Regions from separate parts of the Mus musculus genome. Here region 1 is linked to region 2. A link is a loop called in an ENCODE intact Hi-C map of the cell type or tissue named here. Cell type or tissue: left cerebral cortex. All regions are shown on one strand. Links, peaks and the distances in the headings refer to the core of each region. The heading gives the core; the rest is flanking DNA. Region 1 holds the start of Nell2 (NEL-like 2). Region 2 holds the start of Gm31370 (a long non-coding RNA gene).

Region 1 (11,992 bases), core at 2,591-10,590, 52 kb before region 2:
TGAATGCATTACCGACAGTAAATCCCATCCACGGGCACTGCAGATCCATTTGTCCTTATTTCCTTAGCAATGTTCTACAGTTATCCATGGAAAAATCTTCCCTATGATTTTTTTCAGATTACCATATAATTATTTTAATGCATTGTAAATGTTTTAAAATTAATTGTAGTTACATCATTCCCGGATAGTAATGTGTATGTGACCAATTGCTTCATGTTTTATGTTCTGTATGTTTTGATATGCAAAAGTCACCCTTTACAGATTTTTCATGGGTGCTGTGAAAATTTCACATGAGATGACCATGTTGCTGAGGGGAAACCGTTTCTTGTTTTATAAGACAAACAACTTTTGTTTGTTTTTTTTTTCTTACTCTCAAGTTCATTACCTGCAACTTGCCTTAGAATCTTCCACTCGTAGCTAAGGTATAGCATCTTTTCCATGTGACAATTAGATTATGTCATTACTTTCTAATTTTGCTCCTGAGAATATAATTTGCTATTTTATGATTAGTTGTTGAACTTTGTCAAATGCTGTCCATGCACCAGTTGATAAAATCATGTGATCTTCTATACATGATAAGTTCAGCAGTTTGCTTTGATGGATATCAGAGAATTTAATGTTTTGCAGTATTAAAATGAAACCCTCATGTTTGTAGTATTATTTTTAGATATTGGTGGTTGACTCATTAATATTTTGTTGAAGATAATTTGTGCATTTTCAAAAGGCGTATTTTGCTTTTGTGTTCTGAGTCTTGCTTTTCTGTTACTTGTTTGTCTAATTTTAGTCTAAAATAGTGATTGTTTCTTAAAAATAGGCTGGTGGATGTTTCTTACTCTTTTATTTTTTGGAAAAATTGTGATTACCGGATGTTATTTCTTCCCCAGATGTCTAGTGCAGTTGGTGTTGAGCATATGGGACTAGAGATGATGTTATCAGATTATGAGAGAAAAAAACAAAAGTTTCTAAATATTACTGTGGATTTGCCTGTCTCTCACATAATGTCTGTCTCAGTTTCTTTGGGGATAAGTATCCCAGGTGTTTTGATTCCTTGCTGTCAGGTGTGTGCCTTATCATGGAGGTTGCCCTGTGTTCCTAGAAGGCCGACCACTTATGACAAGTGATCCTCCTCTTGAGTTGACTGTAAAGACATTTGTTGTCTTGCTAATTTGTTTTGTTGTAAACTTACTTTCTCAATTTTATAGCCCCTTCAACTCTCTTTTGATGTATTTCTGTTTAAGATACCTTTAAAAACCCTCTATGTTTAACTGAATTTACTCTCTCTGGAGTGATTACTTTTTAATCCCATGTAGTTAGCTAGTTTATATTTCCTGATCTATTGTGGAAAAACCCCATTCTTTTGTTTTAGATCATTTACATTTATTGTAATTATTAACAGTTGAATTATAGTCTACCATTTTATTATTTATTTTCATTTACTTGTATTTTGTGTTCCACAAACCTTTTCTTTTTACTTTGATATTTTTGTATCCATTATAACTATTGTGTTTTTAGACTCACATCTCTGTGTAGTATTTTAACTCATGTTTCGGAGTATATAAACATGTTCCACCATCCAGGCAGACACCCACGTTACCATTTACATTAGAGTTAAGCTAGGTTAAGTTAGATAGACCTTACTATCCTATGGGTACCTTTACTACATCTGTGTTATGATTATCTTACATATGAAAATCGATATCTATTTAGATAATTTCTAAGTATTATAACTATTAGAAGGATGCGTACCCAAGGATAGCTATATCCTAACACCTAGAGTCTGGGTATGATACTTTACATGGCCAAGGGATTTCATACTTGTCATTAAGGCTAAGAAGGAGTGATTATCCTGGGATATGCAAATGGTTTTAATATTATTGTAGAAATCCTGTTAGGCCAGAGAAGATTTTCAAGTTGTATTTTGAGAACTGTTGAGGTCTAATAAAACTTTCTTTACCATGGGTGGCTCTAAAGACAAAATGGGAGAACGAGCCAAGGGGTGCCCACACTGCTTAAAGCAGCAGGGGGACTCTCCTCCCCAGCTTGCAGAATAGATGTAGTCTCGTCAGTGCATGGACAGACTGGTGATGGAGTCACCACGAAGGGAATCGGAAGATCACAAATGTTGTTGTTTTAGGCAATTAAACTTGTAACAGTTTGCTCCGTAGTGACACAGAAACAACAGAACCAGCAGACATTTTCCAGGGCTGGAGAAGCCTCGTGTGGTTACCCAACTATCCACCATTCTGCTTTTACTTCCCTCTTGATATAGCAGATGTCATTGTGATCATGCCAAGGTCCCTTCACTTGTTAAACTGAGCAGAAGTAGCTCACCCTTTCTGGCTTTGGTCATAGTCCATTATCTAGTGTGTATGATAAAATATACATTACCTTAGGGTTCCTGTGGCGTCTGGAACCCCGTGTCCTAGTTTCTCCCAATCACTCCACCAGCAAAGCTCCACCTCTCATCTCCTAGCATGTTGAGGAATTTCTTTTGTCAGTGTAAATCTCACTTATAAATAAAGTGCTGGGCATGAAGACGTGCTCACAGTGAGAGAGGACCCTTTTAAAGTCTAGTGTGGTCAACCATTTTGACCAAAATTTCATTTTTTTGGGCCAATTTATGTGTTTGCATATCTATGGAGCAGTGGCAGGCTCTCACATAACCTAAGCTGGTCTTGGATTCACAAAGTAGCTGAAGATGACCTTGTAGTCTGATCCTGTCTTCGTCATCTTCTGAATGCTGCGATCACATGTTCTACATGATATCTTTCAATGCGTGCTGCTGTCAGTAGAACCTATTGCATGCTGGGCGAGCACTCTAGTAGCTAATTATTTTTTAAATAGATATTGCCTAGGTAATAAATCAGAAGATTTGCTGGTTCAAACATGAGAGATTTGTTATTGGATATTTCTCTAGGACTCTAAAGGGAATCTACTGTGCTAGACCAAGTTCATGCCAACACTGCTCTCTGGAAGAGAGGTTTTTGTTTGTTGTTTGCTTGCTTCCCTTTCCATACTAGAGTTTGCTGCAACTCTTTGGTTCATCGATCTTCTTATACTGCTTCACTCGGATCCACCCTCTAATTCCTCCTTTTCCACAGGTAGGAGTGTTGTGAGGATACTGGGCATGTGCCTCTACTCACATCCCTCTTGTTTCTCTTCCAACCATAATTTAAATAGCACTATTCATTGATACACATTTTATGTAGCCATTGCTGATATTATATTGATATTATATTTGATATTATATTGATATGGTATATGTTGATATTATATTGATCAATATTTGAATATACTATTGTAGAAAGATCTTTAAGCTGCACAAGAAATAGTTTCCTTTTCGTTTATTTTATTTTAGCAAATTTGAGATGTTGCCCTCCAATCCTTACATGGGAGCATTGGAATAGTTCTCAAAGTTTGTAAGATTTTGTCTTAAAATTTAGTGAAAATTTTGATTAAGGGGGATTAATAAATACTATCGATAAAGTTTCAAAATTCTTATCCCCCGTTAAATATTCCAAGAACTTAGGTAGACGTGTCTCCCCATCACTACTGTGATGTGTGTAGCAATGATGTATGCAGTGTGTGACATCTCATATTGCCTATGGCTTGCTGTGTTTGGTTCAGGTCTTGTTGAAAGCAGATTCTGATTAATTGGAGGAGGACTCAGAGCTCTCTAGAAACAGATGGGTGTTTTACTCACTCTTGAAACTAACTTATCCATGATGGAAGAGAACTGACTTAAAAATTCAATGCAAAATTTAGGTAGCACTCGAAAAATATACACGTCGTTGATGTTTAATTTATTTATTCAGTCTTCTAATAATCACAAATAATCCCACTCTTTTAGTCCTAAGAATGTATGAGGAGGGGGGGTGAGTAAAGTCTACATGAGTATGGTCAACAGTGAGTGGGCTTCTTAGTTTCCTGGGCTCAATCTTTTACTTAATAAAAATATACTTATCTTACTATGTATCTACAAACCTACTTATCAACCTATCTACCATCCTATCGTCCATCCTTCATCTATCCATTCATCTACCATCATCCATCCATCCATCCATCCATCCATCCATCCATCCATCCATCTATACATAGTCTTATCTGTATCATCTATTCATTCTAACACGTACTGACACTTGTTTTTCTCAGTGGGTAGAATCCCCTTGCCTTGCCCTTTGACCCTTGCTGCTGTGTAGTGTCCTGGACTTTGGATTTGGGAAGCACTCTAAGGTTTCTGGAGCTGTCCAGCAGCTCCTGGCACTTGGCTAAGTTCTGTGTGCTGTCTGCGCCTGGAGGCTCTCCAGCGCCCCGCCCTGGGCAGAAAGCCTCTCAGTCTGGGCTGGCCAGGCTTCCCCTGCTCACTACCCATCTCCTTCGGTCTCCCGCGCCTGTCCAGCTTCACCTAGGAGTCTTGCGTGCTTTGGCTGGGTTCCTTTTCCCGCCCGGGAGGGGGTGCCCTGCGCCGGGGCTGCCGTGCAGCGTGAGTGTCTAAGTGAGGGCTTCCCTCTTTTGCCCGAGGCGGCCGGGTGCCTTTCTTTGCAACCTCGCCTCCTGCGGCTGGGTGGTCCTTTCTCTCGCCGGGCTTTGGAGACACGCGCCCGATTTCGAGGGGGTGAGTGCAAACGCCGCCCATCAACTTGGCACCTGGCATTGAGATCCTAGGATCCCGAGCGGAGGCTGCGGTTGCGGGCTTGCGAGGGTGGTTGAGGACCTCTGCGGGCAGGGCTGGCTGGACCAGGCGCTGCGTGTGCAGGGGGAAAAAGAGGCCGCCCCGCCCGCGCCCCGGCTCGCGCCCCGCCCTCCCGGAGCGGTCTCGGCGGCTCCAGGCTCTCGCCATTGTCTCCGCCTTTCCAACAGGTTCGGGCGCGGGAGCGCGGGCGGGTGCGGGGCGGCCCGGCCCGGCTTTCCCGAAGCCGCCTCCCTTCCTCTGCGTGCGCGCCCGGGCCGCGTGGCTCGGCGGGGCGCTGCTCGGTGCAGGTCCCCGCAGGTCCCCGAGAGCCTGACCCGGCTGCGGCCCGCCGCGTGCGGGAGCGATGCGCGCAGAGGCGGCTCCAAGTTCGGCGCGCACCCGGGGGGGGCCGCCCCGCTCGGTCTTAGGTGTCTGAGCCCGGGTGGCGACGCCGAGGCGGTCGCAGGAGGGGCCAGCGCGGCTTTCCCGCTTCACTCCCAGCACCTCTTGGTTTTTATCTTTATTTTTAAAGAGGGAGACGATGGACTGAGACGATGCACGCCATGGAATCCCGGGTGTTACTGAGAACGTTCTGCGTGATCCTCGGGCTTGGAGCGGGTGAGTGGCCGCCGAGCAGGGCCGGGATGTTCCCCGCCATGGGGTCGCCGCCCGGTGTCCCTCTGGATTGGGGAGCTCTGGAGGATTTGCATTTGGGTCCTTTCTGTGCTTGTCCTGGGGACAGCGAGGCGGGTCACACCCTTAGGGTCTGTGGCTGAGGGGGAACTTTGCACAGAGAGGGGCTTAAAGTAGGTCAGGAGATGGGACCCAGCGCTCTGCTATTTTAAGCTTGACAGCGCGTCCAGGTAAGGCTCTCCCTGTGGAGGAGCGAGTTGCCTCTTGTCAGCACTTCCAATATCGTCGCCAAGACGCGTGCTTTCTTTGCTGCTGTAGAAGCTTGCGTTTTAATGGCCCCCTTTCTTTCTTTCTTTCCTACCCTTCCCCACTCCCACCAGTTTGGGGGCTTGGTGTGGACCCCTCCCTACAGATTGACGTCTTAACAGAGTTAGAACTTGGGGAGTCTACAGATGGAGTGCGCCAAGTCCCGGGACTGCATAATGGGACGAAAGCCTTCCTCTTCCAAGGTATGGCCCAGTGTGGAGCCCCATGTGTGTTGCGGGGAGCTGGCTCTGCGGCTTCTGGTAACTTGGCTTGGCGCTGCACGCTGCACGGAGCGGGCGGAGAGTCCCAGCTGGGGCGAGGGGGTCTCTGTGAGCTCAGGGTCTGACTCTTTTTAAGTGGGTTCTTTCTCCTCCCCTCCTCCCCCTCGCACTCCTTTTCCTCCTCCTTACTTGGTGCACTTGGTGGTTCTAATGGATAGTGCCTTAATTACCGACTAGAAACTCCAGAGGCAGATGGGTGATTTGGGCGTCTAGGGAACAATAAATTGTAACACAAACGCCTCATTTGGGTGGAATGGATTTGGGAAGGAAACAAGATAGCTCAATCTTGGTTAAAATACTGACCTCCCAAAGTTTCGGCGCTGTGGTGCCTGACCAGAGGAATTCCTTTATGGTATTTTTACTGCACATGTCTGTACTTGAAGCACGGTTACCATGGAGCGCTCCCCATTCTCCCGTGCCGATCAGCGGCGAGGGGAAGGCAATGCTACTGCTACGATTATTTTGAAATCATTTCAAGGGGACGTTCACAGAAGCATAGCCCTATATCACCATAATTGTACGTGTAGAATTTTAAAACTTTTTTTTCTTTTTGAACTCAGTGGATATTGGCTATTCATTACTGTCCAGACTTCAAATCATATTTGAATATACTGTTTAGTCAGAACAAAATTTCAGAAAAAAAAAAGCCAGCCTGCAAATTGATTGAGTAAAGCTTTTGAAAACTTCTCGCCTTGTGGGAAGGTGCTTAGCCCGAGGGTGTAAAAGGGGGCTAAACTGTCCAAGGAGATGGAATTTAAAAAGAGGCACTGGGGATGCCCTGTATCCTGAAGATCAAGGCATCCTCCCACCACCATACATGTGTGTGTGTGTGTGTGTGTGTGTGTGTTATGTGTTTCTTTTGCTATTGGGAGCTATGGCTTCAAATTGCCATCAAAATGCAACTGATAATTACTGAAACGTTGGCGATGCAAAATGCAACCAACCCAGCACATCTGCCATCAAGAAGCAGACATAGTAGGCAACTTGGATGTTTCTGTGGTGGCGCTGTTGCCTCATTCAGCCAGTGCATGTCACCATGGACAGCAGCTCTTGAGCTTTCTGTAGGGAGAGGGAAAAACTGACATGTGTTGCATTTAAGAAGAATTTGTGTTCATAATAAATTAAAACGTAAGCTCTTTAAAAATGGGTTTCAGTTAAGGTTGTTAATGAGTGTTTTTATTGCAACGAGTGTTTATGATATTTTCTTTACTCCGAGATGCTTTGGGGAGGGTGGGGCTGGGATACTGAAGACAATAGCTAAATGTAATCAAGGAAATAGAGCTCAATTGTCAGCAAAAATTCAGTTGAATAGAAATGTAATTAGGGGTAGGCTTTAGACTCATTCTCTGTGTTATTTCTATCTTTCAATTTTAGTCTCTTAGAACAGGAACTCAATATTTTAGGACTTGATAGTTTTGGTAAATAGAAAGCATAACAAACCAAGTTTCCAATAATGGTCTGCATTGTAATGAATTGTTATGATAACCTCAAAGGCTCCCTTTAGCCTTCCTAAGGGTACTTCCTATACAAAGTGTCCATCTGTCACAAGTAGAAACCAGAAATGTACATTTTATGTGGGACAATCGGACAATTATATATTGAACAGTATGACGGTTTCTAGGTAATAGTCTTAGGGTATCAGTTTCTTTTCTGGTTCATTTAAAACAATATTTATTTCGCCATAAATAGCCAGTTTCTTTAAGGTATGCATTGTGATTAAAAAAATAACCATGGCTAATGTCATATGTTTTCTTTGAATTGTGCTCAGTTGGTGGATGTCAGTTTCCAACAGTGAACTTCTTTTGTTTTTTAGCTAATACCGAGCTCAATACTAGAAAGAGCAAATGCTTCACAAATAGTTTTCATTCAAAGATGCAAAAGTTCACTTCCTGCCACCTTAAGTCTCTTTGTGTCTGAACCGCTATTTACTGTCCGCTGTGTCCTTGTAAGGCTTGCGTTCCTGATGTATTGATTGCACTGTAGTAACTTCTCTTACAAGATTTGAATTCCGAAGTCAGTGACAAGTGACTGATGTGTGGTTCTGCGTCTCCCTGGCAAGGTCTTTCCTCAGACGCCAGGCAAGCAGCAGGTTTGATAAGAACTCAGCCCTGAGCTGTGCTATTTCTCTGGATCCCACGGGGCTTAGAGGGACAAGAGCATTCAGACCGGGAAGAGTTTCGAGGTTTCATTTATAGTGAATTGAGAATGCTGCCAGTATTTGATATAGTGTGTCAAATGTCATAGCAAGAATAGAAACAAATCAAAAAAATCTGTGAGGTGCTCCCAGATTTCATACAAACTTCACGTACAAGTTTTCTGTGCTACCAGATACATTCTAAACAAGGTGAAGTGATTTCTGAGCCATCGATTGCTTCTCCAACAGATAGCAAAACTACCTGTCTCATCCCTTTGAAATAAGAAATCTCAAAACACGTTGGCCTCATGACTTTTTACTTATTTAGTATTTTTCATTTTGGTTACTTTATTTTCTCTTTCTGGTTTCTGATATACATGTATTTTGGTATTTTGAAACTATGAATATTTTAAACTATGAATGTTTTTTTAAAAACTACTGTGAAGTACAAATCTACTATTTAACATTTTGTTATACTTCCAAATCATCACTTTTTATTGGAACATCCACCATAATGCTGCAGCACTGTTTTAGTGTTGTTAAAATTTGATTTACAGTTGCTTTGAAAATTTAATGAGATTTCAAATCCAACCATTCCTTAATACTTGTGGGTTTTGGATTATGCCTGTTAGAATAATTACTTAATTTATCTGGGCAGTAGTTTGGGGTTCTAGTCATTTCTGGCTGTAACCTGACACATAGTCCCAAGCACCCTTATTATGCTTTTGAAGAATACAGCAGCATATACTGGCAATGAAAAGACTTGCAGCCAGGTGTAAGGAGTTTCAGTTCTAAGGACTATTAAAACAGCGAATAGATTCTCCCTTCCTAGCATTGGAGCCTCGCTCGTGTTTTGGCAGATAATGATCATAATAATTTTATTTTCTCTGTGTACATGAGAGATCATAAGGGATAAAGCATACACACAAACTTAGCATGGGTTTCAGCTCTTTGATCATAACAGTTTGTCCAGGCTCCCAAAATAGATAATCTCATCTGCCGTCTTAGGAAAATACCTTCTGAAGTGTTGGTAGATTGCATAATCTCATTAACCCCCGAAGCACAGATAAAATCAAAACATTTTCCCCCTTCCTTGGTAACTTGAAAGTAATCTTAGTGATTCTTCTTAAAGAACTTTTACATCTGGAAGGGAAGGCATTCCTAGGTATTTGGTGGCAGGCCAGTGACACTGGTGGGTGACTTCGTTAGAGCTCAAGGGGGTGATGAGGGCGTGTCTCCAGCAGTGTGTGAGCTACACCTCTCATGGGTGTGACAGGACACTTGAAAAAGCAACTTGAAGGAATGGTTAGTTTCAACTTGCAATTCAAAGGGGAAAACACAGGGATGAGAGTGGCTGTGTCTGTGGTGCAAGGAGCATGGCGGTGAGGGTCAGGCATGGAGAGGGTGAGGCATCCTGTGTGGAGGAAGCAGAGGGGGATGAACGCTGACCTTCAGGACTCTCTATCCCATTTTTCTTTGTATTCACCCTGAGACCATAGTCTCTGGACTACCTGCATTCAGGGCCGGTCTTTCTCAGTGAAACCTCATTGAGACATACCCTCTCCGACACAAACAATCTATGGTAATCCTAAATTCAGTTAAGTTGACAGTGAAAATTAACTGTTATAGTGAGAGCCTGTGAGTTTCAGGGCTATGGCTGTGGGTGCTTCTCTGACAGAGAAAAATAACACAGTGATCAGAGATGGACTTAGAACCCAGGTAGACTCAGGCAAAAAGTCACAAGCTGTGTGCTACTTGTGAGGACAGCCGTGAGGGTACTTACTTCTCTGAGCTTCAGTACCCTTGATGATGAAGTGAAAGCGGTTATAAGTTAAGTCCATCCACCCAAATTATTGTTGTATAATTACTAGGTCAGTGGAACTAATTTTGGACCTCTGACCTGAATTATGAAATAATACATATAGTAACAACTGATAAACCTTGCCATGTTTTTTTTTTCTTTCTTTTTAATTTACCAGCAATAGGTAACTAATGTATTTTGTTGCATAGAAGTGGCTGCTTCTGTAAGAAATACCCAACCCTATGGCAGTAGCTTTGGAATCGGGCGCTGGGCACATAGAATTCTGAGGAGTGTCAGGGCGTCTGTGTTTAGGCTTCACATCAGCTGAAGCAGTCTCTTGGGATCTTTAAATGCCGTGTGACCAGTTTTAAAGCTTCTTCCTCATTTCTGATTTGTCGCCTTTGTTTTTGCTTACTTCAGGTGGAGCTTTGTTAGTGCTGCTTAGATTTACAAAACCTCTCTAGGGCTCAGTTTATTTTATCTCTCTACCCTCTGATTTAATCAGTCAGTCAGTCTGTCCGTCCATCCATCCATCTAGCCATTCAGCACCTTCCTTCCTCCCTCCCTCCCTCCCTCCCTCCCTCCCTCCCTCCCTCCCTCCCTCCCTCCCTCCCTCCCTTCTTCCTTCCTTCCTTCCTCCTTTCTTCCTTTCTTCCTTCCTTCCTCTTTCTTTCTTTCTTTCTTTCTTTCTTTCTTTCTTTCTTTCTTTCTTTCTTTCTTCCTTCCTTCCTTCCTTCCTTCCTTCTCCCTCCCTCCCTCCCTCCCTCCCTCCCTCCCTCCCTCCCTCCCTCCCTCCCTCCCTCCCTCCTTTCTTTCTTTCTTTCTTTCTTTCTTTCTTTCTTTCTTTCTTTCATCATCTACTTATCTATCTATCCATCTACCTATCTTTCTTTCTTTCATCCATTGTTCAATACTTATTGTTCCTTTCCTTCTATTAGCTGTGAGCTTAGTTTGCTATTCCTTTTCTACTTCATTGAGATTCCTGTCTGGTGAAGGGCATTCCTCATGGGTGGCTCCTATGTCTTCCTTATGGCAGAACAGGCAACCCCATCTCCTTTCAAGCTCTGTGTAACAACATTCATTCTTTCCGTGAGGAAGAGTGCTGCTCTCCCAAGGGCCTCCATCCATACTATCACTGTAGGCTTTACATTTCACCAACATGCTTTGAAAAGGCACAGATATTCAAACCATAGCAATGCCACTGTGGCTGGGGAAGATTTAATATGATAGGGTATTTGATATAATTGCTGGGTACATGTACATGCATGCACATGTGTAAGCAGGCTTGTAGAGGTCAAAGGTCAAATATAGTTTCAATCCTTAGAAAGTATCCACCTTGCATTTTGAGACAGGCATTCTCAGTGGCTTGGGGCTCTCCCAGTAGGGTAGTCTTTCTGGCCAGTGAGTACAAAGGATATGCCCAACTCTGCTTCTACAGAGCTGCTAATGCCAGCATGTGTCACATGCCTAGCTAGCTTCCTAGCTTCTTCTCTTCTCTTCTCTTCTCTTCTCTTCTCTTCTCTTCTCTTCTCTTCTCTTCTCTTCTCTTCTCTTCTCTTCTCCTTTCTTTCTTCCTTCCTGCCTTTCTTTCTTTCTTTCTTTCTTTCTTTCTTTCTTTCTTTCTTTCTTTCTTTCTTTCTTTCTTTCTTTCTCATTATGATTTTTTTTTAAAGATAGAGTTTCTCTGTGTAGCCCTGGCTATTCTTGAATTTGCACTGAAGACCAGACTGGCCTTGACCTTGCAGAGATCTGCTTGGGATTAAAGGTGTGCACCACCATTTGGCTCCCAGCATTTTTTTATATGGAGTTAAAAGACTGAACTCAAGTCCTCATGCTTGAAAAGCAAGTGCTTTACTGAGCTTTCCCAAGCCCCAGACTTGACACTTAGCAAACGCCTCATCCTTGTTCTAGCTTTCCATGTCCCTTTCTGACCAACTGCACATTTTTTATATATTTCTGCTCTGTTTTGTTTGTTTGTTTGTATCTGGTTTTCACTGTAAATCTGGTTAAAGCAGCCAGTGATATTCAGGAAACATTCTGAAGATTGTGTTGACTTGAAACTTCTTTCAGATTAAGTAGTGTCTCCATTTTTCAACCCAGCTTTCTACAAAGTCTTAGGGTATGGACAAAATGTATCCAACTTTTTGCTAGAGTGTATGTAACAC
Region 2 (11,992 bases), core at 1,557-9,556:
TTCATTACCAGAGAGAAGAGGTGAGCCGTTTCTATTGGAGAACAATTAGGAGTCAGCCACTGTGTTACAGACAGCTCATGGTATTGAAATATTACTGATCCTCACTTGCAGAATTCTCAACATGAAACTATGTAGCATGCATTTTGCATATACTAAGTGCTGAGTAAAAGTTTTTTTGAATTAATGAAAGTTGGCAGCAAACTGAGGGCAATGCTTCGTCTGGGAATGGTTATGTACAGAAAAATTCTGGCAGAAATGGGAGGATTTCATGCTTGCTGGGTGCTATGATGTTTACTTTAATACAATATCTTGTTATTATAACATTATGTAAGATGTTAGCCCACAGGCTAATCTGGTTTGGACACTTTATTCCACTGATGGCACTATTCAGGGAACGTGTGAAGCCTTTGGAAGGTAGGGTCCAGCCAGACTTGGAATATTTGTACTTCCCGTTCTGTCTCAGCTTCCTGTTCCATGGAGTTGTGGGTCTGAGGAGTCTCAGCCACAGTCTAACTGCCACGGATCTGCCTGCCTGTGTGTTTTCTCTGCTATGATTGAGTACATCATAAAAGGTCACAAACCAAAATGAGTCCTTCTTCCCTTATACGATTTAAGTTTTTTGTCTGTCACAGAGACAAGAAAACTAATAGAGAATTCTCAGAGTAGCTGAGATAGCAGCGGAGTTTAGTTAGCTTCTAGCAAGGTTAGATAGAACTAACCTTAAGAGCTAAGTTTAGATTGTAGGCGAATTGTGTATTTTATACAGTGGTAACACCAACATTTAAATTGTGTGTTTAATTCAGAAAAATCTCACAGTGGTGGGAAAACTTTAAGAAGGTAATTCAATGGGGTAAGAGATGAAACAAGAGGAATGATGGGGGTCGGGGTGGGGTCTACGGTTGGAACAGCCCATTAGTCCCTGTATCTCAGAGAGCAACAGGCCTCCTTCTGCAGATCTGGCATCTGGAGACCTCAGCAGGATTCAGCCATTCCAAAGGGGCAGTGAAACAAAAGATCTGACAAGGACCTGACGGAGTAGTAAAGTCTCCACCATGCAGCTGATGCAGGGCTGAGTGCAGGGGGCTCCGCTTGAGACTGAAGTAGGAGCCCAGCTCTGTGGAAGCCCAGAGCAGTGGGCTTGGGAAGTGATTCTTTTCTCAGAGGGTGAACAGATTTCCAGAGTTCTTATTGAATTTCTGAGAGGCAACAATTCTTTAAAAAAATCTGTTTATTATTATTGTTATTGTTGATGTTTATTATTATTATATTATTATTATTATTATTATTATTATTATTTCTCTGCCTCAGGACAGAAAAGGGTGTGGAGAAAACAAGGGCAGAAACTGACAGATTTTCACCTTCAGCCATTCTGAGCCGAGAAGCTCAGTACCATGCATTTCTTGTCATTTGGTAATGCCCTTTGGTGCTTTATAGAGCTGTTTTCTTTCTTAAAGTGAGAATAATCATGACAGAAACAGGTTTAATTTAGGTAGGGTGGCTAATTGTGATAAGTGAGACTTTGGTGTCTTGCTACTCTGAAATAATTTGATTATTATAATTAAGGAAGAAATATGAAAGAATAAACTCTCCAAATTGATGTCTTAGGTCAAACTGGCCTATTAAGGGAAGATGAAATTGTGTCTTTCAGCATCTCGCCTCTGCATAATTGGCAGGGCACTGTGTACTCTCTTTGGCTAGTCAGCAAAGATTCTGTTAGAATATCCTTGTGTAATCCATACTCGCACAATAAACAACCTTCACGCCATATGCATGTGAGACTGCTTTATAGCTTGCTATTCATTACACCTATTTATTAAGACTTATTAATAAAATTTTGATGATCTATTATAGAAATCCTACTTTGATCCTATAAATATTGTATTTCTTTTAAAAAACAATCTTTCCACTTGTGACAACCAAGTTGTTGTCTATGTGTGAATTGAAATATATAAAATAATGCAAAGGAACACAATTTGAGAACTTATAAAATTGAGTGGTAAGGCATATTATGGTTACTAGCATTAAGTCAAATCAAAGCAGTTAAAATGAAGGGCTGTAAGAGGGCCTAGGAAGGTGCCTGCCAAGCTAGTCAGAACTTACACAAAGGCAGAACCAGAGAAACTCTTCTATCAAGTTGTCCTGTGTCGGATCCTGATATAGCTGTCTCCTGCGAGGCTATGCCAGTGCCTGGCAAATACAAAAGTGGATGCTCACAGTCATCTATAGGATGGAACACAGGGCCCCCAATGGAGAAGCTAGAGAAAGCACCCAAGGAGCTGAAGGGGTCTGCAACCCTATAGGAGAAACCACAATACGAACTAACCAGTACCCCCAGAGCTCGTGTCTCTAGCTCCATATGTAGCAGAAGATGGCCTAGTCAGCCATCAGTGGAAGGAGAGGCTGTTGGTCTTGTGAAGATTCTAGGCCCCAGTATAGGGGAATGCCAGGGCCAGGAAGTGGGAGTGGGTAGATTGGGGAGCAGGGGGAGAGGGGAGGGTATAGGGATTTTCAAAGAGGAAACTAGAAAAGGGGATAGCATTTGAGATGTAAATGAAGAAAACATCTAATAAAAAAAGAAAATATGACTCAAAGTAAAGGTAACATTTGGTTCATTTAAACTAACCCAGAATAGTAATATATAATTGGCACTGACTAAGAGGGCTTTCATTTTCTCTTTAGCTAGACAGAACTTTAGAAGGCTTTGTACCTATAGGACCTTAACTTCATTTTTCTTGGAACAATAATTTTCAATAAATTGATATTTATTAAAAAAAGTTGTCCTGCATCTTCTGTATGATTGTCGTGGCATACACATGCTTGTGTGGACACACATACACACACACACATTCCATACTGATAAACTAATAATAATTAAAAAATTAAATGACATTTGTTATATATAAACTTTTAATACTTTGAACTCTAGAGGCATTTTATTGTGGCCTCCATGTATTATGACTAACTATATTTCATTTTATTTTATAAATGAAAATTTCAGTTTGCGTGTCGAATGATTTGTTTAAGGTCAACCAGTCAGCTGCTACATCTGGGCAGCGAATCTGGCCCTCATTTTTGTTTGATTTGCTCATTAATGCTTACACCCTGACTCATCAAATCAACATGTGCTCATCATAGTGAGGTTATGCAATATATGGCTATATGGTATGGGTCCAAATTTAAATTGGCATTGGGTTTGGGAAAGACAATTGATGTTGGTTTTGGTTTGATGAGAGTCAGAGGTCAGACAGAGTCAGTCTTCAGGAGCCTGTGCATGCTCTCTGCTCTCAGCCTGGTAATGAGGAACATATGCATGTTAATTAGCTGTGGTATCAGGAGGAGTGGTCTGTCCAACCCATGGCTGTAGACTAATCCCAGGGAACTTAGTGACTTCTACAGTACAATTATTGCACACCTTTTTCCTTTTTAAAAATAGGTATTTATTATATGTGTATGAGTACAGGATCTCTATCGCCAGACACACCAGGAAAGGGCATCGGATCCCATTACAGAGGGTTGTGAGCCACTCTGGACGAGCAGCCAGTGCTCTGGATCGCTAAGCCACCTCTCCAGCCCCTGAAGCTTTTCTTTCCTAAGGAATGTTTTCTTTTTAAATTTTAATTCACATCACTATAGTTTAAGATGAGGGCAAGTAGTTGCGAGGTTATTCCATGGTAGGAATCCCACCGCCGTTCTGAAAAGCTCCATTAATTCAGAAATCATGAGAAACTTATCTGGACAGTACGCTTTTGTAAAAGTTAGCTTAAAATGAAGACTTAACATACCTCTTGGCGTATGCATCACTGTGGTACTGAGGGGCTCTGTTGTGTGACCGTAGGCAGCACCTTGTCCCCTGTTGGGTCCTGGATCTGCCACTTGAATTAGGTGGCTTGGTTCCTTATATGGACAAGCTTGCTTCTGGTGTTTCCAAATGCAGTCCAATCACAGCATGAATGGATTTGGGGATAAATATGATATGACCCCCAATCACCCTGGCCTTTCTTCTCTAATCTGCAGTTTATAATGAAATGGAGCCAAGAATCCCACATGTTACAGAGTGCTCCGAGGGCTAAATGAGATTATTTATGCTTAAAGGCTATTCAAACTGCACACAGTGTTAATCAAGTTGTTAAATTTGGCTTTTAAAACTATCATGATTATTTTGCCTTTATAGTTTACACTATGAAAACGTTGAGAGGAGACCGAAAGCAATGGGCACTAACTGTGATAATAGTTCCAAGCTGGCATGTTCCTAATCTGAATATAAGTAGCAACAGTGCCTAGCTAAAATACTAACCTGGTGAGCCTTGAAGCATCCGTTGGCTATTCTGTCTCCAAGAGTGGATGGTATTTATGATTGAACCCACACTTTTTGCTGTCAGGTTATGGTGGATAAATTATTTTAAGGTTTTCCACATTTCAGTAAGTGGAGACTCGTTAGATTCACGGTGGCAATTGCTGTGATACGTTTTTAATTGGAAAAGAAGAAAATAATGCTTGCCCAATTTTTTGTTATTGAGAGACAAATAAATCTCTTCTTTACTTTACTGTCAACAGACTAAAAATGCTTGAGAGTTTCCATGTTCTGACAATAAGCTATCTGAAAAGAGAAATAGAGACATTGTGACTCGTACTAGTGACAAGAAGGTATTTAGAATAAATTTAAACTGGAGAAACGAAAGAGCTACACACTGAAAACTAGAATATTGCTGTAAGGGTTGGAGGCAAATGGAAAGTTATCCTGTACTTGAGAATTCAAATATTTAGTATTGTTAAAATAGCACCATCACTGCAAATGACCCGATGAAAGGATTCAATGCAGTTCTACCACAAATCCCAATGACTTTTTTCAAAGAAACACAGGAAACATCCTAAAATATGAAGATATACTACAATTTCTATGGCTTCAATGTGGTCTCTGTTGCCCATATCCATTTTAGAGAGTGAGACTTTGATAGTAAACTTAACTGTTATTAACCAGCAAGTGCATGTGGCTACTGGAAGCTGGGGGTGGGTGTTCTTTATTCTTGTGGCTGCCTGTCTGCTTTGGTGGGCAAATTCTCCTAACTGAGGCATAACTGAGAAAAAGTGTACATAATTAAGGTGCACAACAAATAAATCCTACGTGTGTATACAGTTCGACAATTGTCACAACCACACTAACATAACCATCCCTCATATAGGATCCATCTTTATACACAGTGAGGTTTATGAACTATTCTCAGCAAGTGTGAAACAGAGTATTATTAATGACCCTACTGCTCACTAAAGTGCACATAAGAGCCCAGGATACATTCAGAGTGCAAAGATGAAAACTTGAAGCATTAGCCACCAGGCCGTCATAAAGAAGAAAGCTTCAGGCTTGTGGTGTTCAGTGGCTTCAACAGTGAGGTTTTCCTGACCACCCAGTCCACTGCTCTCTCTGTCCTGACTCTCCCGGGTCTTGTCTGTTCTGAATTTGGAATTCAAGACCAAACCATATGAAAGTGCCAAGTGAAGTTTCTCTTTTCCTAGGCAAACTTGCTAGGCTGAGTTTTCTCGAAGTCCGTGGAGGAGGGGGTGAAGTTATGTTCTATGTATTTCTTTCAACAAATATGGTGAGAAAAATTGATTTTCCTGTTTCATCCGCCTCACAGAAGGCTGAGAGTGACTAATTTCACTGATCTTTTCAAGACTCTATATATAGCGAGCCTTCTGGCTAAAGATACCACTTTAGAGAGAGGCTCACAGATTTAAATCCAGTTTTCTCCCAGGAGGTGTCAGAAAATCTACCTGGCTCTGCAGTGGCCTGTCGCTTTGGTTTTGTAGGACCCACAACTCTTTGCCATCGTTACTGATGTAGCTATGGTAACAGGAGAAAGTACGTAAAGAGAAAAGTTGGGAGTGTTCAATTTCTGGGAAGGCTCTCTGGTTTTTCTCTCAAAGATGACATGCTTTAAAAACAGATTTCTAAACATATTCATTAATTCATATGATTTTGTGGTGCACTGCATTGTATATAGCATAAGATCTAATTAGGAGAACCTATCAAGGGAGTCTAAGATTTGATATTTATGAGTTATTCTTTGATAAAGTTTTGAGAAAGGTATTGTTTGCAAGACTTACTTTGTAAAACCATACTCTAGCGCATTCTTACTGTGTGTTTATTATTTATTTAACTTTAGAGTCCCCCAGAAGCATAAAGGCATCCACTGCTACAGCTGAGCGGTTTTTCCAGAAGCTGAGAAATAAACACGAGTTCACAATCTTGGTGACCCTGAAACAGATCCACTTAAATTCGGGAGTTATCCTCTCCATCCACCACTTGGATCACAGGTAGGTGGAGCTTGTAATGTTTCTGGGGCCTTCTCTGTGGTGTTTGCATACAAAGGAGACATAAACACAAGCCCTGCTAGGAGGGGTTTGCGAGGGACTTTAAGACATAGAGTTTTATATATTATGCAGTACTGCATGCAGAGTCCTGCACAAATGCACAGGGACCCATTGAATCTCAGCATGTCGGGAGCACAAAAAAGTCCGCTCTGAAGATTATTTGTCAGTCCCTAAATCCCTCAAGGGCTATCCTCCTCAATGCGAACACACACATACATCTTAACTCCTGGTCATTAACCAAAAAGGCCCAGTGACTTTTCCCTTTCGGGAATGTGACTGTGGTATCAAGAACTTAATAGCCTTATGATTTTAATCATATACAGAGAACTTACCTGATAAGTCGCCGTACTTACGGATGTGTTCATGAGTGGGGACCAGGATGCTTATGAGCATTTTCTACTTTCTGTTTCATGTGGAAGGATCACTAGGAGAACTGGCAGAAGAGGCTGAGAGAGGAGCTTCACCCATACACTTGACACATGTAGCTATAGATGCACACATACTGAATAATACCCAAATACTGAATGATAGCTTACAATGACACAGTTATCATTAATCGTGTTATTAATTAATAATAACTAATTGTTATTGAGTTATTAATAACAATCGGAAAATAATAATTTTGACAATGGAAATGTTCACAGGCTTATATTTGGCTGCCTAGTCCGATTATGTATTATCTATGAATTGGGCAAGTCACGTGGCGATCTGTGTCGCCAACTGCTTAGCTGAAAGGTGGGGTAATAATGACAGCCCCTTCTTAGGTGGTCGTGAAAAGTAAAGTTTATAAACCCAAAGTGCTTTAGATACATAGTGTTAATGATCTCCTTCAGATTTTTGGAAGAAAAAAGTTTATTTGGTTCTTCTTATTGTAGATTAGGCAGTCTGAAACTTTTCAGATCTCTTCCAGATACTGTTGGGCAAACTTAATCAAATGTATGAGAACAAAACGCAACAAGTCTTAGAGGGGAAGGTTCTTGGTACCCTTGTTCTTAGGGTTCAGGGGCTCCCTGCATTGCATCCTTAACCTCAAAGGATTATTTCACTGGCCTTGCTCTCCTCTGGGCACTGACCTGTGCCAGAGGGGAGGGCGCCATGCAAGCACCCAGCTGGGAACTACTTAAACCACTGACCCCATCTCCCCACAATTTCCAGAGATTTCCGCTTGCCCCGGGCTTCTCTTTAGTGCCCCGGGGTGAGGTCAGGTCTGAGCTTGTGGCCCTGGGCCTCTGCCCATGTCAGCTGGGCTTTAGGGGAACAAGAGCGACACAAAATAAAGAAAGACCATTCCAAAGGAGAATGGCCTTCTATCGTGGGGAGTCATGCTGGGGATATTTCTCCTTGGTGAACTTGTAGATTCTTCCTCTCTGTGTGAAGACATGGAACTCACCAAGCCTTCTCCCAGGTGCCAACACTTACTTACACGTGTGGGCCACCCTTAGCTTCCTTCGTGCCCTCTCTGCTGTGTGGTAGCCAGGTCTGACTGCATCCTTAGCTCATCATGTTCTTACGTTAAGTTCTACCTGATCACTGCCTCTGGGATCTCTGTATTAATTCTGTAAGTTGTTTGCTTATTCATTTTATGTTTGTCTTCAATGTCAGCAAACTTTAGTGAAACAAACACCACCACATTTGTGATACAGGATATCTTTCCATTCTGTAAAGTATAGTTTATTTTTAAGGCATTCATTCTCAGTGAGATGACAACCATGAAAGAGTTGCCGTCAGCCCGTGCGTGCTCCCTGAGTTCATTCGCCATCTGTGTTGAATTGAGGTTAAGAGTGTAGCCCAGTATGCAGCCTGCGTGTCTCATCGCTCGCTCTACCACTCACTGCCCCTCTTTACGCCTTGTGGTCCTCACCTGTGGATCCATATAAAATGTTAGTGCCCCTTAACTCCAGAAGACCTGGTGGGGAGAGCCTTGTACCCAGACTGCACCCCTATGAGATGTACTGTCCGTGGGGAGTCATTAGACCACTCGTCTGCCTGTTTCTCTGCCACAGTACCACCTAACCTGCTACTGATAGCATCAGGATTATACTTACATGTGTTTGGATGCTCATACCCATGACCCATGTGCATGTACACAGTGGTGCCAGAGGAAGATGCCAGGTGTCCTACTATATCACCCTTTGCCTTATTCTCTTGAGACAGCATTCCTCATTGAACCCAGAATTCACCATTTTCTGCTAGGGTTGCCGGCAGGCTAGCAAGCCACAGTCCTTGTATTGATTTCCTTCTCCCTACCCTGAGACACAGAATCCCAGGCTTATGCCTGGCTGTGCCTGGTGGGATGTGCACCCAGTTTCTCATGTTTGCACATCAAGCACTCTTGCCTGCAAAGACATCACCCAGCCCCATCATTTTACTTCTTATCCAAGTGTTTAGCTTTATCATTTTCTGGACATGTATTTAGGTATTTCCTACTTTCAAACACACATAAAATGTAATCATAAGGTAGTTTGTGGGTGTATCCACGGGAACAGATAAAATAATGTGGCCATGCAGATTGGCAGACAAAGCTCAGCCCTCTGGTAAAGAGTAAGCTGCCCTTGATAATGCTAGGCAATAGATGTTTGTCTGATGAGCTTTTGATGGATATCTATCCTGATGGCCTCAGCAATTAAGGTATGGAATTTGGTGGCATATGGTGGCTTCTTGCCACAGTAGACTCCAGAAGATCAAACTACAACATTGCCAATTACATATGGCAGAGGGTGTATATCTTTGAATTAGTTATGGAACCCCAGAGTGCTTGTAATGTGTGGGGCAGTTATGTGCAACTGAGACTTTCTGTTGGTTTTCCATATAAATTGGTCTTCTTTCTGTAAGTATGCCACTTCTAACTGGCAATGACTGGTGCAGATCTTATTTTCCGTTTCTGGTTCATAATAAGGGATCATCTATCACCTGCAAGAGGCTCACAGCGATGATTGAGTATGGGAATGTGTGAGTTTGGGTCACTTCCTCTGAGCACGTACTCTTGAATCCACATTAGAAAGCTACAGGGCAAGAATCTGTGAGCTTAGATTACCCGAGGATAAAGTGTCAAGAAGAAAACAGACACTGGTGGACAGTATAATCTGAAGAGCTGATGTGAGGCATCCTCTGTCCAGACGGTGGTCCCCTTTCCTGTGCTAATTGCACTGAGCTATTGCTATCAGTGACAGGAAAGAAGGGAAATGACAAAGTGTGGAGATCCTGGCTCAGCTGTGAGACGAAGACCATGAGGAGAGTGCCAAACTGCACAGAGCCTGAGTGTCTGACTGCCCAGAGCATGAGTGTCTGACTGCCCAGAGAATGAGTGCCTGACTGCCCAGAGCATGAGTGTCTGACTGCACGTAGGCTGTGTCTGACTGTACATTGTCTGACTGCACAGTGTCTAACTGCATGGAGGCTGACTACACAGAGGCTCACTGCATCAGTGCACAGTGTCTGAATGCATGGAGGCTGACTACACAGAGGCTCACTGCATCAGTGCACAGTGTCTAACTGCATGGAGGCTGACTACACAGAGGCTCACTGCATCAGTGCACAGTGTCTGACTGCATGGAGGCTGACTACACAGAGGCTCACTGCATCAGTGCACAGTGTCTAACTGCATGGAGGCTCACTACACAGAGGCTCACTGCATCAGTGCACAGTGTCTGACTGCATGGAGGCTGACTACACAGAGGCTCACTGCATCAGTGCACAGTGTCTAACTGCATGGAGGCTCACTACACAGAGGCTCACTGCATCAGTGCACAGTGTCTGACTGCATGGAGGCTGACTACACAGAGGCTCACTGCATCAGTGCACAGTGTCTAACTGCATGGAGGCTGACTACACAGAGGCTCACTGCATCAGTGCACAGTGTCTAACTGCATGGAGGCTCACTACACAGAGGCTCACTGCATCAGTGCACAGTGTCTGACTGCATGGAGGCTGACTACACAGAGGCTCACTGCATCAGTGCACAGTGTCTGAATGCAGAGGCAAGTCTGCTTTGTGGCTGTATAATTTGCCTCCGGTTGCCTTTCCTAGTCCACCGGGGCCTCCATGAAGCTGTGTTTGACCTTTCCACTTCCCATCCATTCTTTCTCACATTAGCTTTCAGGGCATGGGTAGTCTCTCTCATGTTGCAGTTCTGATGTAGAATGCTTGTGATGATTGTGTGAATGCTTCAGGTTTATACACATGTGCTAATTCCACAGGAGACACTGAGTAACATTCATAGCTATTCACCACAATTATAGCAAATGCTGAGAAATTTTATAATTTTGATTTAATTACACAATTTTGGATTGGTAGTATATTCCATGGTTCAAATGTTTAAGACCTAAAAGGATGTATAGGAAACAAGTTAATCACTTGTGTTCCAGGCCAGCCGGTGTTATCCCCGTGGAAACCAGATTTTTTTCATTGAAGACATTACATCGTATGTTTGTATGTGTGTATGTGTTTGTTTGCTTAATGTGCATATATGTGGGCATGTGCATGCCATCGGACCTGTGGATGTCAGAGGAAACTTGCAGCAGCTGATTCTCACCTTCCACTATGAAGGTTTTGAGGACCAAGCTTTTGTTGTCAAACTTGGTGGCAAGCCCCTTTACTCACTAAGCCATATCACCAGCCCCATGGAAGGCATTTTACAAGTAAGAGTGCAATAGAATAATATAGCTCCTGACAGCAGTGTGTTGCAGGTGTCACATACACTGGCTGGGAAGAGCTGGGCAGTATTAATTTGATAGACTGGTTATGGAAATCTGTGAGATATGGAAATAAGTAAGTGTGCCAAAGCACAGCTTTTAAAATATGTGTTTTTTAAAAAGCCTTAGCTTTTGATATCCCTCACGTGTTTGCATCCATGCACAGATAGATGCCAGAAAGATGACTGTGAAATGGGGAGAAGAGGCTGGGGAAAAGGTTTGAGTCCTGTGGAGGGTCACAGAAGACATGTGCCTTGAAGGTGGACTGGTGACTAGTGGAAGGGGAAAAAGTACAGTAGGAGAAGGATGGGATGGGATGGGGGAGGCTGGATAAAGAGCAACAGAGACCGAACATGCATGGAACTCCCATCTCGAAACCTGCGTGCTAACTAAAAACTAATATGATAACCACTTCCACGATCTTTGCACACATAACTGAGGCCACGTATCTGAGCTATTACAGTCTGCAGTACAGTGCCGATTGCCACCCTGGCACCTGGAGGAAAACGCCACATGGCCTCCTAAGCCTTTTCTTAAACTTGCTTGCATGAAATTTTAGATGATTGGCAACAAATTTCTGCCAAATATTAAAATCATCGCTTCTAAGTATTATATACTATTGTACATTAAAGTTGAAAATTGTGTTCCATATATCATGTTGTCACACAGTTGGATGCTCAATAATCACTTGGTAGATGAAGAGTCAAGTGGAAGATAGAAAGTATGAACATGATCATAACTGGGAATCATAAAACCCGTTGCTGCTCCCATTCTCGCAGACCATAGAACCATGGAAACGTTCAGACATCTCTGAGGATGCGCAATGCCCAGCCAATCCTGAACTGTCGTTAGCTCAAGCGTGGGAGATCCCATCCACTAACCATAGCCACTGCATCAAAACTGCTGTAAGAAAAGTCCTCCAAGAATAACAA

What was found. A loop is a pair of places that touch in the nucleus more often than their neighbours do. Peaks named below come from ENCODE experiments on the same cell type or tissue, not always from the same donor. Only the 100,000 strongest peaks of a DNase experiment are listed, where the experiment ranks them.
Region 1: a loop joins it to region 2, with 2.1 times the contacts of the local background. A loop is called at or near these places in 3 of 42 quality-filtered maps.

Annotation. Positions count from the first base shown.
Region 1 is chr15:95,521,099-95,533,090 of GRCm38, reverse strand. Nell2 (NEL-like 2) reads left to right here and starts at 5,077. Exons shown (of 20, transcript NM_001356951.1): 1 at 5,077-5,290; 2 at 5,686-5,814. The coding sequence starts at 5,227. In left cerebral cortex, for the core only: CTCF peaks have their summits at 4,334 and 6,904; DNase peaks (open chromatin) are centred at 5,653, 6,165, 6,889, 8,041 and 2 more places; H3K4me3 peaks cover 5,277 bases; H3K27ac peaks cover 3,486 bases.
Region 2 is chr15:95,467,829-95,479,820 of GRCm38, reverse strand. Nell2 (NEL-like 2) reads left to right here. Exons shown (of 20, transcript NM_001356951.1): 3 at 6,162-6,312. It overlaps Gm31370 (a long non-coding RNA gene), which reads left to right and starts at 6,319. Exons shown (of 2, transcript XR_384375.4): 1 at 6,319-11,992. In left cerebral cortex, for the core only: no CTCF peak of the experiment used is centred there; a DNase peak (open chromatin) is centred at 5,654; H3K27ac peaks cover 2,769 bases.